Regions from separate parts of the Mus musculus genome. Here region 2 is linked to region 1. The links are chromatin loops, found by intact Hi-C in ENCODE. Cell type or tissue: heart. All regions are shown on one strand.

Region 1 (8,000 bases):
GGGTCGGGGGATGGGCTTTTCATCAATGCTGTTTGGAGTCATCTTGGCTACTGTAAGTGGCCAAACATCTATACATCTGTAGGAACCACAACAAATATTCACTGGTTCACCAGGTTAAACTTTGGCCCAATCATTACTTTGGTTTGTTGTGGATTTCCTTCCAGAGGTGTGTGTGTGTGTGTGTTCCAGGAAGAGGTTGTTGCACGATGCTGTGGTGGCAGTTTTCTAAGAAGTAGAAAGGCCTGCTGTGCTACCCTGTAGCTCAAGGCTCCCACCAGAGGCTGAATCCTCGCACCCTGTCCTTGAACTTCTCATCCTCCAGGCCTGAGTCTGGAGAAGTCAAAGGCACTTTTATCGTTTATACGTTCGTTCCTGGTCCCATGCCCCCTGGGACACAGAAAATGGACTGAGACAGACTTCACAGTCAGTGGCCAGCTTTGACCTACAGTGGCCCAATGCACACAGAAACAACAAAGACCTCTCTATATAAATCAGTGGTCCTCACCCTTCCCAACGCTGCAGCCCTGTAAGGCAGTCCCACATGCTGTGGTTACTCCAACCATGGAATTTATTTCTGTTACTAATTAAATACTTTTGCTACTGTTACGAGTCATAATGTAAATATCTGATATGCAGATGGTTTCAGGCAACTCCTGTGAAAGGGTTGTTTAACTCCAAAAGGGGTTGTGTTTCACAGGTTGAGAAACATTGCTCTAGATGTTAAGTTATAAGGGGACCCCTTGCTCATCACCCAGGAAACCACAGAGCCCACCCTGGGTTGGAACAAGGACATCCTTGACGTAGTACTTTACATAGGAGTTGTGTACAAATTATTCTTAAAAACAGAACAAAACAAACAAACAACAAAAGACCCCAGTTAACAACAGCTTAAGAGTTTTAAACATAAACATCTCTCAGTTGTCCATAGGAATGAGATGCAGTGGGATATCTCCAGACACCCATGGGAGTGCTGGGCTCCTATGTGTAAGGCCCACTTGAACTTGAGAACTATATATGCATTGGTCAAACTGAACTTTGTTATTAAAAATATTAATGGTAATTATATATATTTCTGTGTGTCTGCTATTTGTGTGTGGGGAGTATGTGCAGGAGTGCAGGTGCCCGCAGAGGCCAGAAGAGGGCATCAGAGCCCCTGGATTTGGAGTTACAGGCAGTTGTGAGCCACCATGTGGTTGCTGGGAATTGAACTCTGGTCCTCTGGAAGAACAGTCAGTGCTCTTAACTGCTGAGTCATCTCTCCAGCTCCCCCATCTTCCTTCCTTCCTTCCTTTTCTTCCTTTCTTTTTTCTTTTCTTTTTTTTTAACCACTCTCTTCCTTAATAGAAAAATACTTTAAAAAGCTTCTGGGAGGACTGTCATTCAAAAGAATATTTCTGCTTCATAAAAATCTTCCAGCAATTTACTAGTTTTATAAATTTTAGTTTCCTGTATCCTCTGGCCTTCTATTGATTTTACACTTAATTAATTACTTAATTTAGTGTGGGAATTATTGGGGGTCATGTACAGGCTACAGCCTACATGAGAGATCAGTAGACAATTTTTATCGGTCCTTTTTCTCCTTCCATCATGTGGGTTGTGGGGATGGAGTAAGTCAGTCAGGCTTGGCAGCAAGCCCCTTTACCCACTGAGCTGTAGAGCTGTCCTCTCATACTGTATTTTTATTATAAATCATCGGTGTTACCACCGTAGATATTAACAGTGACAATAACGGTTAGGTTAGAGGCCAAGGAGATGAAGGGCTGGTGTATAGTAGGCCCCTGGTGGCTGTGAAAAAGGCCTTAGGGACACTGCCAAAGAAATCCTATCCTCTGAAAATTAAAAAAAAAAATAGACCCAACATTCTACATGAAAACTAGTGGAGGTTAAAACAATAAAACCTCAGATTCCCTTGTCTGGAGCCAGACCTTGAGGTCAAAGGAAAATAAACAACCCTAGGCGGAGGCCAGCCACAAGGTCCATGTTGATCCAAGTCCCCAGGGAGACCCAATGGCCCTGGAGCCATCTGGTCAACCCCCAAAGGCGCTATGCCTTATAAGGTCCAGGCCTGACAGTGCTTCAGACTCAAGGCACACTCTATGCCTAAGTTTCTGCTGTATGACAACCCAGAGATGTCACCCTCTTTTGCCTGGGGCTCCACTGGTTTGCCCGACCAGTGGGAACAATGTTTCTGGGATGGAGTCCTTGGTTAAGTGTCACTACTGGATGAGAGAGAGAGAGACAGACAGACAGAGAGGCAGGACAACCAGTGCCATCACTCTGGGGGCAGTGATGAGCAAGTTCATGGGAAATGAGCTGTCAGCAGCATTGGCTAAGATGGACCAGGGAGAAAGTATGTTGACTCCTAGTGAACCACGTCAGGGAGGGACTCGTGGAAGGGCGATGGTAGATGAAGCTCACACCTGGCCTCTGCTAACAACGCTGACCTATATCAAGAACAGGGAAGCCCTGAGTGGGAGCCCAACTTCCTCCAAACTAGTTTCCAAACTAGGGAACCAGATGGTGTCCAGCTTTCCACGGTGTGTGGAGACTGTAATAGCTACAGAGAGGCGGGGAAAACAAGCAGACCCCTCCCCCCAACAACTGCATCTTCTCAGGCTGCCGCATCACTGCTGGGGCTAATTCAAAGCTGACCACGAGACAGCGCTGACGCTTCTCACCTGTGGACAGCCCCGATGGCTTTGTATACGTCTTGCATGTTTAGTCTTTTCAAATAAAACTAAAAAGGAACTCTGAGGCTAACATGCATATTCTTTTTACCTTCATATCCAACTATTTCTATAGCATCCTGTGGCGCACAGCCTCTTGAACCAGCAAGCTCTTATCTTAAAACAAATCAGAGCAAACCTTTATTAAGGGCCACTGGTTTGCTGACTGACTGAGAGATTTGGAACCATATTTGATAAACTCACAGTAGCAAAGTGTTCTGAGGTTCACGGGCCCAACTGCTTTGAGGGATCATTTGAACAAGTGATCAGGCAAACTAAGGCTTCATGGGTCAAATCTGGCCCTCTGTCTGCTTGTGTAAATAAAGTTTTATTAAGAACATGCCCTGCATTTGGATATAGTCCACACTGTGGCTGCTGACAGAGTTAAACTGTTGCAAACGATTAAGTTAGCATAGCTACAGTGTAGCATGTAGCTATGAACATGGGCAGCCTAACACAAAATCAACCTGTTTAAAACTTGTTTATTGTGTGTTGTTTTTGAAAGCTGATGAGCCTCTCAAGCCTGTCTGTCACAGGTGACCACAGTAAGCCACAAGGTCAAAGGCCTGACCACGCATGATTCTGGCCCATAAAGCCTAAAACTGTTCTTGCTAGCCCATGACAGAAAAGGGCGACCTTTGATCAAAATCAGAACAAAACATGGTCTCCAAATCAGCAGGATTTATAAGCTTGTCAGTACCATCTCAGGTTTCATCCCCCACTGAATCTGAGGTTTTATAAGCCCAAGGAGATATTTGCTTTTTCGAGAGGATGTCCTCAAACTGAGAGATCCGTCTACCTCTGCCTGGACCTGAAGGCACGCAGCCGCCACAGGGCGCCCTACAGCTTAGCCCAAGGAAAAGGAAAGAGCAACAGCGCGGAGGGGCAGATGAGAACCCGGGAAGCTGAAGATGCTAGAACTCGGTAAAGATGCTAGGATACTCTCGGTGACACCGCCAGTCCTTGGATTAAGGTGAACACTGAGGGTCTGATACTGTTTCTTGGCAACGTCTGATGGACGAATCGCCAGTGGTGCATGCTGGGAAAGTTTGATAAGGGGCAGCCCGTGTGTTCTGGGAACGGATTCCAAGGGATTCTGGGTAACCGCTGAGAGCGCAGCCCGGGGACTCACCTTCTTCAGTATCTCTGTGTTCAGTAGCATGTATAGGTTGATGGTGCGGCTCTCCTCTTTCGGAAGAGCACTAAGGTTGCAGTGCAACGTTAGGCAGAAGCTCCCTGGCTTTTCACAGTCCTGAGGAGAAAAATTCCCAGATGGAATTAAGAGACAGAGACCATCCAAAGCCATCTATAGTGCAGAGTGTCTGTTATGTTAACTGAGGCAAAATCAGGAGGAAGAGATGGGGCCCGTGGAGTGGCTAATGTCAGACTTCCTGCCCAGCTTGTCTGGGGCCCAGGATTCCATCCCAGCTCCAAAATACAGAGTAAAATAGGAATTAGGTGTGTTCGGTCACTGAACACACCTGTCCCATCAATGGATTTAGAAAAGTGATTTTTAAACAAATATGGTATGGAGGGAGGGATTGTGTAACCTGAATTATTTCCATGATTTCTTCTGTTTAAAACTATATCACCCAGTTCAATTACTGTTATTTAATATATAAATTGTACTGGTATATGGAGTAGCTTTAAAAACAAAAACAAAAAAAACCAAACTATAACTAACATACCCTGCCCCACCAAACTAAAGAAGATGTAATTTTGCTCTGTCACCAGCAGAGGGCGGTAGAAGGTTTTCTGGCCTAGTTGAACACTAGGGCTCTGGTCTCCTGTGTTTGGGGGAGTCCACAAGTAGACATAAGGTGGTTATGCGGTTAATCCTACCAAAAAGTTGAATTTCACCAGGAGAATCAATTCTTCTCCAAAAGAAACATTTAGATATCCCTGTGTACTTTCGTGAGTTTTTAAACAGGAAGACTTTCCAACTACAGCGGATTCTGGGTCCATGCCTTGGCAGGCAGACACCATGCTCCTGTTTAGTGGGTGGGGCAGGGGTGGGTGCTTAAAGAACAAAGAAGCTATATGACTCGGTGACGCATACGCCGCCAAGGGGAAGTTTATTCCAATGACCAAGGAGGAATTTTTCTTTTGTGTTTGGAAGTGTATCTTATATATAAAGTATGGATGTGTGCGTATATGTGTGTGTGTGTGTGTGTGTACCTGTATGAAGCTTCAATCGCAGGAGACATTTTCAGCTTGACATTTCAGCGTGTATGGAAGACACAGCCGATGTCACTATATCTAACTGTCCCCTAGGGCCTTTACAAAGATAGGCTATCCTTGCTATGTGGGCCACTGGTTAGCTTGACATAATCTAGAATCCTAGGAAGACAGTCTCAATGAGGGATCAGGGTGGTCTGTGAGGGGCTATCTCCACTATACTGATTGATGTGGGAAGACCTGCTCACTGTGGGTGGCGCCATTCCCTAGGCAGGGGGTCCAGAACTGTGTGAGAATAGAGAAAGTGAGCTGAGCACAGCAGAAATGACTTAATTTTACCCTCTCTGTTTTTTCACTGTGGATGCAAGGTGACTGGGTATCTCCTGACTTCTGCACAGTGATGAATTGAGCCCTAGGAATTGTGGGCTAAAGTCAACTCTTTCTCTCCTAAGTTGCTTTTGCCAGGGTATAATGTCATAGCAAGCAAACAAACAAACAAACAAACAAACAAACAAACAAAGCAAAGCAAAACAGTATGCAAGTGAAAAAAAAATCTAAGTCTCCAATAGCAGGCAGCTGAGCTCTCCAAGGGGCGGGAGAGGTGTTCAAGTGAGTGTGGGGTGTGCTTAGGTGGAAGTAAAGCCCTCAGTGAAAGTAATCAGGATGCAGGAAAAGGGACCCTGAAAAAGCTCTGATGAGGTAGGACACACACAGTAAAAAGAACAAATTCTAAGTATTATATTGATATATTTTACATAGGTATTATGTATGTTTCATGTATGTCTTTCATGTTTTCACTGGAGAACCAACCTGACCATGCTATCTTTTTGCCATCTTTACTACTTCTGAACTCCTTACACACATTCCAGAATGTTCTTTATTCGTCTTTCATTTAGTGTAATTTCTGTGAGACTTACTTATGCTGCATAGTGTATGGAATACTATTAGTTACATTTATTTTTTGTAGTTCTATAATATTCATGTGTATGGATATGCTCGTCTATTCGTTGTACTGTTGATAGCTATCTGAATTGTTCTGTTTTTGGCTACTCTAAAATTGTTTCAAATATTCCTGTGTCTTTCAACAATACGTGCATTCACTTCTTGGGGATAGACCCAGAAATGGTACATTTTTCTGGGTTGTGTAATACATACATGTTTAATTTTAATAGAAACCGCTAGGAGGTTTCCCCATTGCACTGTAGATTCCTTCTAGGAGAAGAAATCGTTTGCTTCCTGACAGCAGGTTGTTTAGGATTTCTGTTAGTCATGCAATGGCGTTTGGAATATAGATTTGTGAGGGAAACCCTGGGCTGAAAAATAGGGATTGATTATAGTCCTCAAGGCTTTTTGAGTTAACCAGTGAAAACTGGATTTGAGAAATAAGAAGCGCCAAGTAGAAGACTGGCCTCTCATCTCCGACATGCCTTCCCTGTGAGGCCCACCATCATGGCTCCCGTCACCAAGTGACTTCTTACCAACACTTTTCTTCCAGACTTGGAGAAGAAAGCAAATATGGTGTGGAAGATGTTCTCTTGTTCTTGAGGGATGATGCAGGGGGTCGGGTTTCTTTGTAGAGAGCAGTTACCCTTCTCTTGGCTCACCTGGAGAGAGAGAGAGAGAGAGAGAGAGAGAGAGAGAGAGAGAGAGAGAGAGAGAGAGAGCTGTTAGAACCAGCGGTCTTAGATCTATAAGCATCTGACACAGCAGCTGAGCATAGACGCTCCCTGCTTCCATTCTCTAGAGGACAAAAATGGTCAAAGGGCATTTCATTTTATGAAATTATTGACTATGTTTCCAGGTATGGCCTTGAACTCCTGGGTTCAAGACATCCTCCTGCCTAGCAGCCAGGCCCACAGGCTTACCACAGCTCTGGCTGGGAAGTGTTTAAGGCAGAAGTTCTGACAGAAAATGTGGCTATTAAGTTCTTCAATAAACTGAGCTGAGATGACCACGGCATGCAAATGAGATTTGAGGAACAGCTTAAACCTTCTGCTTCCTGATTTCAAAGCTCATTTATATCACTCCTTTCAGACAGGCGTTTAGGAGGCAAAAAGAAATTCAAGTCACGTGCTAACAGAGTCAAAAGCCCTGGTCTGGAGCCCAGGTCTTCTGGGACCTTAGGTCTGTCCAAGCTTATAAGTGGGCTTCATGTATGGCCCGCTGTTGGAAGTTTCTAGAAGGTTCTGTGGAGCACACCAGGATGCTGTAAAACCCCTTAGGAGCTGTTTTTGAGAGAATTGCTCTGGGTCTTCATTCCTGTTCCAACTGTAGTATCAACCACATGGTGGGTACCTGAGGTTTGGTTCTGTGAGCTCTTGCTCTCAGATCGTCTGTCTCCTTTCATTCTCACGCATGTGGGACTCCCCTTCTCTGGCTTGTCCCTTGAGGGGACAATGCTGACAGGCCCAGAGAAGACAGTCTTCTGCACAGAAGTTCCAGTGAAGACTCCCTACCTCCGCAAGGCTTGGTCATCATACCACACACCCAGTTGGTGCCGAGAAAGCCTCGGAACTTATAGGACAGACACGCTGACTCTCACTGAAGTCAGAGGCAGATCAAGAGTTCCTCAGCGTCCTGAAAACTGGTGTTCTGGCTTTCCAGGCAGGGGGAGAAACCTGGTTGCCAACCCACCCTAGTTGGTCTTGCTCAAGAGCCCCCAGTGTGAGAAGATGGTGGTGATACTTGGCCGTAGGTGCCAGCAGAGAGGGGCAGGGGCCAGGAGCAGCAGCAATATGTGTGAGAAACGGCCAGGCCTCGGTGGGCAGAGTCACAGCCAGAACTAATTTCTTCCACAGGGCGTCTCTGGGGTGGTGTGAGTACAGGGAAGTGATGGTCAGGGCATCTGATGCCTTATGACAGGCTGGCCCCGGTGGAATGTGGGGCAGGAAGCAGAAGCTGAAGTCGGTGGTGGATGAAAACCTTGGCCACTGCGCTCCTGACTGTGGTTATACGGGAATCATTTTAATCAGGAAATAACCCACTTTTATGGGAGGCTCAGGGTGGTCCTGCTTCAGCAGGAGACTGAAGGCTCCCAGGGTCTCTAGGGTGTCTGATCTGGTGCAGCTAAAATTCAGCCACTCTCCCTGACCAGGG
Region 2 (8,000 bases), 180 kb after region 1:
AGATAGCTGACCAGTGGGGAGGCAAACAAGAGGCCCCTCCCCAAGCCATCTCCACACACCCATCTGTCAGAAGCTGAGCCACTGAAAGCCAGTGCCTGGCCAGTATTTAAGTATGGTGAGCCCAACTCACAGGAATGACTGTGTCCTTAAGCAACATCAAAGAGACACGAGACCGGGGAAGTCTGAACAGGGAGAGAGAAAGGTGATTTGTCAGTTGTCCTTAGCTACGTCTCGGCATACTTTTGCTGTATCTAATGGTTTCCCTGGGCCCCTGCCATATCATGGCTCCCCATCATGCCCAGATGGCAGATTCCTAGTCACTGAAGGCTATGATGCCCCCAACTTGCATATCCCAACAAACAGCTGGATTCTAAGGTGATGCTGGGTCACCAGGAGGGACCCAGGACATGGGTCATCCCAGGAGATAGTTCTACTATTAAGAAAAGGGCATCTAGGGAAAGTGCTTTTGTAGAGAAAGCACGGGGTAGAAGCAGATGCTACAAGTGGAGTGTGTGTGTATAGACTGCCAAGGTCTTGAAGAAATTCTCTGGGTCAACTCATACAAAACCTCCATTTTTGAGACAAAGGGACCCGAGGCTTCCAAATGGAAATACTCAGCCCAGCCCAAGAGCCATCTGCCATTCAGTAGAATCAAGACCTCTCCAGATCTAGTCTGGCTACTCCTACCACACAGTCTGAGAACTTAATTTTTCAGTCTCACCTGACCTGAAACCTCTTACTCTCTGAATGCAGAAGTGGCAGAACCAAGCACAGACTGAGGTCCAGAGCCAAACTCTGAGGCAATCTACCATTGATTTCAGGCACCAACAACCCCACAGTATGAAAGGTTATGTTTAAATGAAGCGAGTTTCAGGATGCTATGTAGCAAGATCACATCTGGAGAATGCCCACTGCTGGGACAAGTCAGAGGCTGTGGCTAGAGCCACATGGTTTTAACAGCCCTTGTCCAGCCATCCTCTTGGCTGACAAGTGAGGGTTGTTCATGCCCCCCAGGAAAAGGAAACTGGGAGGGACAGCAGACCCTGGTGATCCAGCCAGATGAGCTCAGAGAGAATGGAAGGAAGACAGGAAGACAGGAAGTCAGGGCAGAAGCTGTGGACTCCAACACACATCCTCTTGGCCTTTTCCAATCTCTCTGTCTCCACGAAGGTACTTTTCCAGTTCATGGTAGAAGCCAGGACTCCAAGCAGCACCCAGTAGGTAGACAGTGTTTTCTTTCCCCTTAGGGTGCCTCACACTGAGGCATGAGATGCCCAGCAGGACTGAGTTTAATGGACCCACAGTGGTGACATGCTTAGTCATACAGGCCCTGTTTGGTTTGCTAGAATGGCTAATTTATGTGCCAATTTGGTTGGACCTCGGTAACCCGTCAAGCACTGAACTACACACCTCTGTAAGGGTCTTTTGAAATGAGTTTGACAGTTAAATTATTAAACTTTGAATGAAGCAAAACAAATTCCACAATGTGGGTGGGCTGCAGTAGTTGAAAATCTTGAGAAGAAAACCCCTAAGTTCTTTCTGTACCCCAATAAGGAATTCTGCATCGAGCCTGTCTACAGATCTAAACCAAAGCTTCAGCTCAGCCCGCATCTTTGCCTAGTTCAGAATTCAGGCTTGTCAGTCCTATTGTCCTATGAGCAAATCCCTTAAAACCCATCAGCTCGCCCCACACCCCCTGATACTCTTATTCTTCCCGTTTCCAATCTCCCTGGCCTGTTCCTCTGGAGAATCCTGCTTATGCCAATATTCTGTCACATTTACAGGCTGGTACTGCCCGGGCTCATCCCTCTGCCAAGGTGTGCCCTGAGACCCTTGTCTTGGGAGTCTATTGTGGGAGATTTTTAAATTAACCCAGGGCAAGTCAGAATAGGGGAATGACTTTGGCTTGCTACGCCGCGCTGGGTATTTTGCAAGCGCCTACTGCTCAAAGTATCACTGCAGTCACGAGTGAAGATTCTGGAGGCTCATGGAAGGGTAGGAGGCTGCAGTTCAAACAACAGAGCCATAGATGAGACACCAGCTCTGCTCTGAGTGGGGCATTCAGGTGCCAACCCTTTAACCTAGTAGCTTTATCCCCAGTGTTCAAGTGTCTGATCCCAGACAGACCTGGTTATCCACCCGCCAAAGGTAATCATTTCCTCTCTAGCGCTGCCTCCTACGAGGTATGGAATTTATCTTGACATTTTAAGTCTATATAGGTTGATTCTTCATCTGACTCTCCCTTCTAGAAACAAACAAGATTCACCATGAAGAAACTCCTGAGTGAGGAGAGTCTGGGAGCTGCCAGAAGTAAGAAGAAACGGTCGACTGTGAAGCCCTCTGCTCCAGCGGGACCTTTAAATAGCTCCCACTCAAGTGCCCCACACATGCTAGGCTGGAGCCAATCAGCTCGCTTGAGGTAGGGTGGTGTCTGAGTAGCAACCCCCTAATGCAAGCCAGCCCTCAAAGCCCCTGCCCGGGAGGATGCTGGTTCTGGTTAGCTCCGGTTCTCACAGCACATGACACATCAAGTTCTTCCTTCTGGCAGTTTGTGTCTATGCCATGTCGAATGATGTCATGTGGTGGAAAAGCTGACCGTCCCCAGTCATGCCCCTCCCCTCCCTGCCCCAGAGCTGGTTCCCAAAGGCCCCCCACATGGGCTGGGGCCGGGAGAGCACCAGCTGTCTTGAATCAACTGGGGCTCTGGTCTGTCCCAGCCAACACCAAATCATTCCCAAATCTCCATCAGAACAAGGTTTCAGCTCTGAAAGTTGACTTCCAGCCTTACTCATTTCCCTCAGCGCATCCCAGGAGAGGAGGGAAAGAGACATTTCCACCTTGCTGGCTTTTCTTAACCCTCTCTCTCTTCTTCCAAAGAATGCGATATTTACTTGAGCAGCAAGCAATTAGTTTTTTAGGTAACTCCGTTCCTTCCGTGGACAAGGCTCTCCGTTTCCTATTCCTACACTTCAGGGGACCAGAAGCTTTGGGAAAATTCTCTTCATGCAAAAAAAGCTCTCCAGAGCAGATACACCACCTCTAACGTCAGAAAAAAAGGGTTTGCGGGTACCAGGTATCTGCTTCCGACTATATTTCTGCTATGCCTTTGGATGACCTGAGGGCCATCCTCGGACGCTGGGATCGACAGCTTGTCTGCAGGCAGTGATAGGGCCTCTGCTCAATGGAAAGCTTTGTCAGGTTGTCTGTAAGCCAGGGAGATGTGAAGGATCAGAGAGCAAAAGACAGGCTGGGCACACAGCCCTGTGGTCGAGGGTTTTCGTAGCATGCTTGAGACCCTGGATTCAACCCCTGAACTAGCAGGTGGAAAAAGCAATGTCATGGGACTCAGCCCTTGCAAGTTTTCATCTGATGCTAGGGCAAGCCTGTGACCACCAAGACAACCCTATGGTCTAACTAGAGACATAGCCTATGGGTAAGGAGCAAATCGCTCTTGGTTACAGAAATCAATTCTCTTTGTGGCTGTCAGGAGGCTCTAGGAAGCCACAGGCAGCCAAGGATGAAGCATCCGAGAATACTCTTTGGAATGAGCCGAACTCTTGTTTGCAATTGCTTAGTGAAACATGGGATAAACCTGTTCGTGAGGCTGCCTGCTGCCAGAGTGGGAAGCCAGCCGGCATGCCACTTGGCACGTGTCTAGAAGGGCAAGTGAGGAGACCCCTCCCGCTAGAATGTGAGCCTGTGCTCTGTGCCCAGGGCTGAGCACAGCGTCTGGCAGAGCTTCATCACGCTTTGCTGATCCAAGAGCCCAAAATAACACAGATGAGGTTCATCTTCCCACCTCCATGCTTCCAGAGTCCAGGGTGAGCACGGAGAACGGCCTCTGAGAGCCAAGGCTCTCTGGAGTAGGAACGTGGCCTTCATACTTCAGATCCCCCATGAACCGAGATGCTTCTCTGCTGGTTTATGAAGCCCTTGGTTCTCAGTTCCAAGCCCACCATCCACTCTGCTGTGCTTCTAGGGTTGGGATCCCACAAACCTGTTTTGCCAACAGCTCCCTGTGAGGTTCTGCCAATAACAAGAGGGAGAGAGAGAGACAGGGAGCCTGCAAGGCTGGAGGGGTAAGAAGGCCTTTCTCCTCCATGCTTATTCATCCGCTTAACCAACAACTTTTTTTTTCATGGCAGCTGGCCCCAACAGCCATAATTCAACTTCTTAGTTTCTTCTCCATGGCCCAGAGCCCTCATCATACTTTCTCAGAGGGGTATGTAGTTCCACCCAGTGCTCTCTGCTTAAAGAATTGGGTTGGAGTTGCACAGAGTCCCTTCCACAAACTCTCAGGTTCTGATAACCCCAAGGAAGGAGTTAACTGAGTGTAACCTTGACAGGCCACCCAGAAGCTTGGTAAAGCACAGGTCACTGTCTTCTACCTGAAATTCTCTTTCAGTTTGTGTGTACATGGCTAACCAGAAGCCCGCAGGAGATGTCATGCAGCTGATCTGAGCAGCTAGCTGGACAGCTACTGGCTTGGACTCAGCCATGGCAGCTCTCCTCTGCAGTTACCACTGCTTCCTCTCCGGCCTGCTCAGTCCCTTCCAAGAAGAGTCAAACCCTCTTACAATGTATACTGCGGCAATCTGTTTCCTCACTGGATTTTGCTTATTACAGTGGCCAAGGCAAATTCACCCCTTATGGACATCCCATTTCTCACAGTATTCCCAGAAGTCACCATTGCCCCTCTACAGGCTGAACTTGACACTGCTGTGACCAAATGAGAGTTGAGATTTCCCATTGCTGAAGCAAGATTGAAGAGACGTGTACTTGGCCAAGCCCGATAGGTTCCAAGGACAAGATGCAGAAGCCCAAGGGACAAGACAGCTTCTCTGGCTCCCAAAGTCATCCTCCAAACAGGTCATGTGACTGAAGACCCACCAGACTGATGCCACAGAAGACCCCACCCTTGGTTGTAATTCAGGTGCCCAGGTGGGGCTGCCCATATGCAGCCATCTGCTGGTAAACAGCCCAGAATACAGACATGCCGAGTGTCCAGAAGACCTTTCCAGACAGGCATCACCAGGCAGTCCACAGACAACACCCGGGACAGCTAGGGGTCCACCGCCAAAAAGAAGTAGGAAGGAATACAGAGCCCCCAGCTCTGCCTTCTGAATGCAGAGGCCTAGGAGATGACCCTGGGTGGAGGACCATTTGTCCTGGAGGTGCCTGTCCTTCCTGTATCTGGAGACTGGGGACACCGTCTTCCTAGCTCTGTGGAACCAAGAGTCTCCTTGCTGACCATGGGGGATAGCCACATCAGCCCTGGCTTACACAGCTCCAATAAGCTACCACCCCCACTGATGACCACATTTCCAGAACAGCCATCCATTTTTCTCTCTAAACTCTCTGCTCCACAGCCAGCTCATTCTCCATTTCTGATTGAGATGTCCCTCATTTTCATGAAAATGACAGAAGAAAATGAGATGATAGTTTGGGAATTCATTCCCTAAAGGGATGTAAATGAAAGCCTACCCCTTTTCTAGAGGGGTTCAAGGGCCAAGCAAAGTCCAGAACAAACTATGATCCCCTAAAGTCCAGCTTGGGGAGAGAACCAATTCCCAACAGGGAACCAGGAGGATTGTTGGGCTAACTTACAGAGCATGAAAGAATGGTTCTTGCAGGAGTGTGGGTGATCCCAGAACAGCCACTCTGGAAAGTGTCACCCCAGCATAGATGACAACTTCCCCACAGCTGCATGGTCCTCACCTCTCCAGTGACCTCCCACGGCCACTCCAGCGTGCCAGAGACTGTGAGGCCAAGCGCAATTAGGGCAGAATGACATACAAATGGCTAAGAGGTATGGACGCAAATGGCTGGAGTCTCAGGTGAGTCCAGTGACTTCCCTCTTCTTCCTTCTATGAGGGAACAGACAACAACCTCATCTCAGGGGCCTTGAGTAGTTCCTGCTATTCAGATGAAGTGATGGTGGTTGTCCCCGGAGGGCAGCATCTTACAAAAACAAGTGAGGGGACTTCTCCTTACTGCCCTATCAATTTCAATATCGTCCACACGTGAATCTTAGTTCTTCCATGTGTGCACATACATGTGCTTCTGGGGGTTGAATTCTGGGTCTCACACATGTTAAGCACTTTCTTTAAGACTCAGCTATAACTCAAGCCCCAACCTGGTTGCTAATGGCAAAGATTCCTAGAGAGCCGCAGAGTACAAAGGGACATTTGTCTTCAGTGACTCATGTGACAGAGGCTAGGGAAGTGACCTGAATGGAGAATGCACAGGGGTCAAACACCCACCACTGACCACTGCCCAGGTGGCTCCTCAGCCTGCCTTTCCACAACCTTTCAATACTTTAAGGACCATGGTCAAGCTCAGACCCTAGTGGTCTGTGAAAAGCTGTTGTGTGACTGTGGCCCCGGAAAGGGTCACCGGTTGAGAAAGCATAGGGGCTCCACCCCATCTCCTCACTCAGCCCTGGAGTCTCACGCTCTGAGCCTTCTTGCCCTTAAACTCACTTCTCGGTTTCTCCGCTCTCCCAAATGCCACTCATTTTAATGTTCTACAGAACCGAAATCATAACTATAAAAGTGGTGTCCACCACCACATCAGGAACAGAGCAACGAGAACTCCCCACAGGCCTGCAGCTCGGAACTGTTCCTGGTGTAGGGCGCAGGTAGATTTGAGTAAATGGTTATTGAATGAGAATCAGTGTGAACTATTGCTTGCATATCTTCTAGAGCTCTAAAATATCCCTTTTATGTGTAACAAAATTAAGATTCAGGGGTTTGGGAGTATAGGCATGTATTTATCGGGCAAGAGGGCCTGGGTTTGGCAACTCCCCATCCCTTCCCCGTTCCAACATAATAATTGCTTACAGCATCCTGTGAAATGTTTGCTAACAACTGATCAGCATGTTGATGTAACGGATGGAATGTCCTAAGTCCAGCTGAGGGAACTACACGTGTGGGTGTGCTTTGCAGGTTTGGGGGTTGTGCATAAGTACGAACTCCAGAGTAGTGCTTTTCACACTCAGATTGCACACAAACCTCACACGGAAGTGGCCATAATTAGCTACAGCTCTCCAGTTGACACTGCCTCTCATCATCAGAGGGAATCTCAACTGAGGCATGTACCTCATTTTGCCTTGTGGTCATATCTAATAGAGAGTGTTCTTGATTGATGGTTGATTTTGGGAGGGCCCAACCCCATGTGCAGCACCATCTCCCTGGACTGTCCGAGAATGTCTAACTGAATATGAGCTTTTCCCAAACTCTCTGAGATGCCAGAGTAACACCACACTCTTAAAAACCTGAGTCCTGGAAACCTTCACCTCCAGATCCCAAAGTCAGCTGTGTGTCGGGTACCTAGTTGATGGTGCAAGCTTAGTGGGCGGCCTCCAGATTCCTATCATCTCCTTATGTCAATGCATGGAGTGTTGCATGCAGAGGATGCTCAGGCACTCCATCTCAGCAGCCCACACTCTGCCCCGCCCGGTGAGTTCCCGTCTGGTCCTCATGTATTTGGGGAGAGAATGCAGGAAGAGGTTCTTGTCCTAGAGCTGAAGGGTGTGTGAAACTTGAAACACGTAAATGAGCAGGGAAGAGGAAGGCAGAGCCGCAGAGGAAGAGTATCCAGTCCACAAGACCCCCTGCCTGCAAAGCCCACTGGGACTCAAAGTGAGAGGGAACTTGGAGCATCCCCCGGGTTGTCACCTCGCATCAGCTAAGACTGGCGAGTCCCGACACTGTGACTCATTACCGATTTCTCCTGGTACATTCTTGCCATGGAACCGGAAGCACACGGTGACATTCAGGCAGTTCACAGGCTGTTGTCCATCGTGACACTGAGGTGCTGTGATGTTGATGGAGCCTGGCAGGAAGATGGAGACATCCACCGTGATGACCGGTCTGGCCCTGCAGGACAAGGAGGGGGAGGGGAACCTGTGTTAAGTAGCAGCTTCCCGAACCAAACATGAACTACACAGGCAGAATAGATCCCGGGCCTTCAGCCAGCATTTAATTAAAGAATGAAAT

Evidence for each region. Hi-C counts contacts between places; a loop is a spot of excess contacts. Peaks named below come from ENCODE experiments on the same cell type or tissue, not always from the same donor. Only the 100,000 strongest peaks of a DNase experiment are listed, where the experiment ranks them.
Region 2: a loop joins it to region 1, with 2.0 times the contacts of the local background. A loop is called at or near these places in 9 of 42 quality-filtered maps.

The regions. Positions count from the first base shown.
Region 1 is chr9:118,867,799-118,875,798 of GRCm38, reverse strand. Itga9 (integrin alpha 9) reads right to left here. Exons shown (of 28, transcript NM_133721.2): 24 at 6,383-6,508; 25 at 3,859-3,978. Among named protein-coding and RNA genes, the nearest start is that of Gm51695, 15 kb to the left of the region's middle. In heart, CTCF peaks have their summits at 1,119 (motif pointing right), 4,264 and 4,464 (motif pointing right); a DNase peak (open chromatin) is centred at 2,038; H3K27ac peaks cover 255 bases; H3K27me3 peaks cover 235 bases.
Region 2 is chr9:118,689,150-118,697,149 of GRCm38, reverse strand. It overlaps Itga9 (integrin alpha 9), which reads right to left. Exons shown (of 28, transcript NM_133721.2): 14 at 7,726-7,880. Among named protein-coding and RNA genes, the nearest start is that of Itga9, 86 kb to the right of the region's middle. In heart, no CTCF peak of the experiment used is centred here; DNase peaks (open chromatin) are centred at 2,549, 3,699 and 7,809; H3K27ac peaks cover 1,299 bases; H3K27me3 peaks cover 648 bases.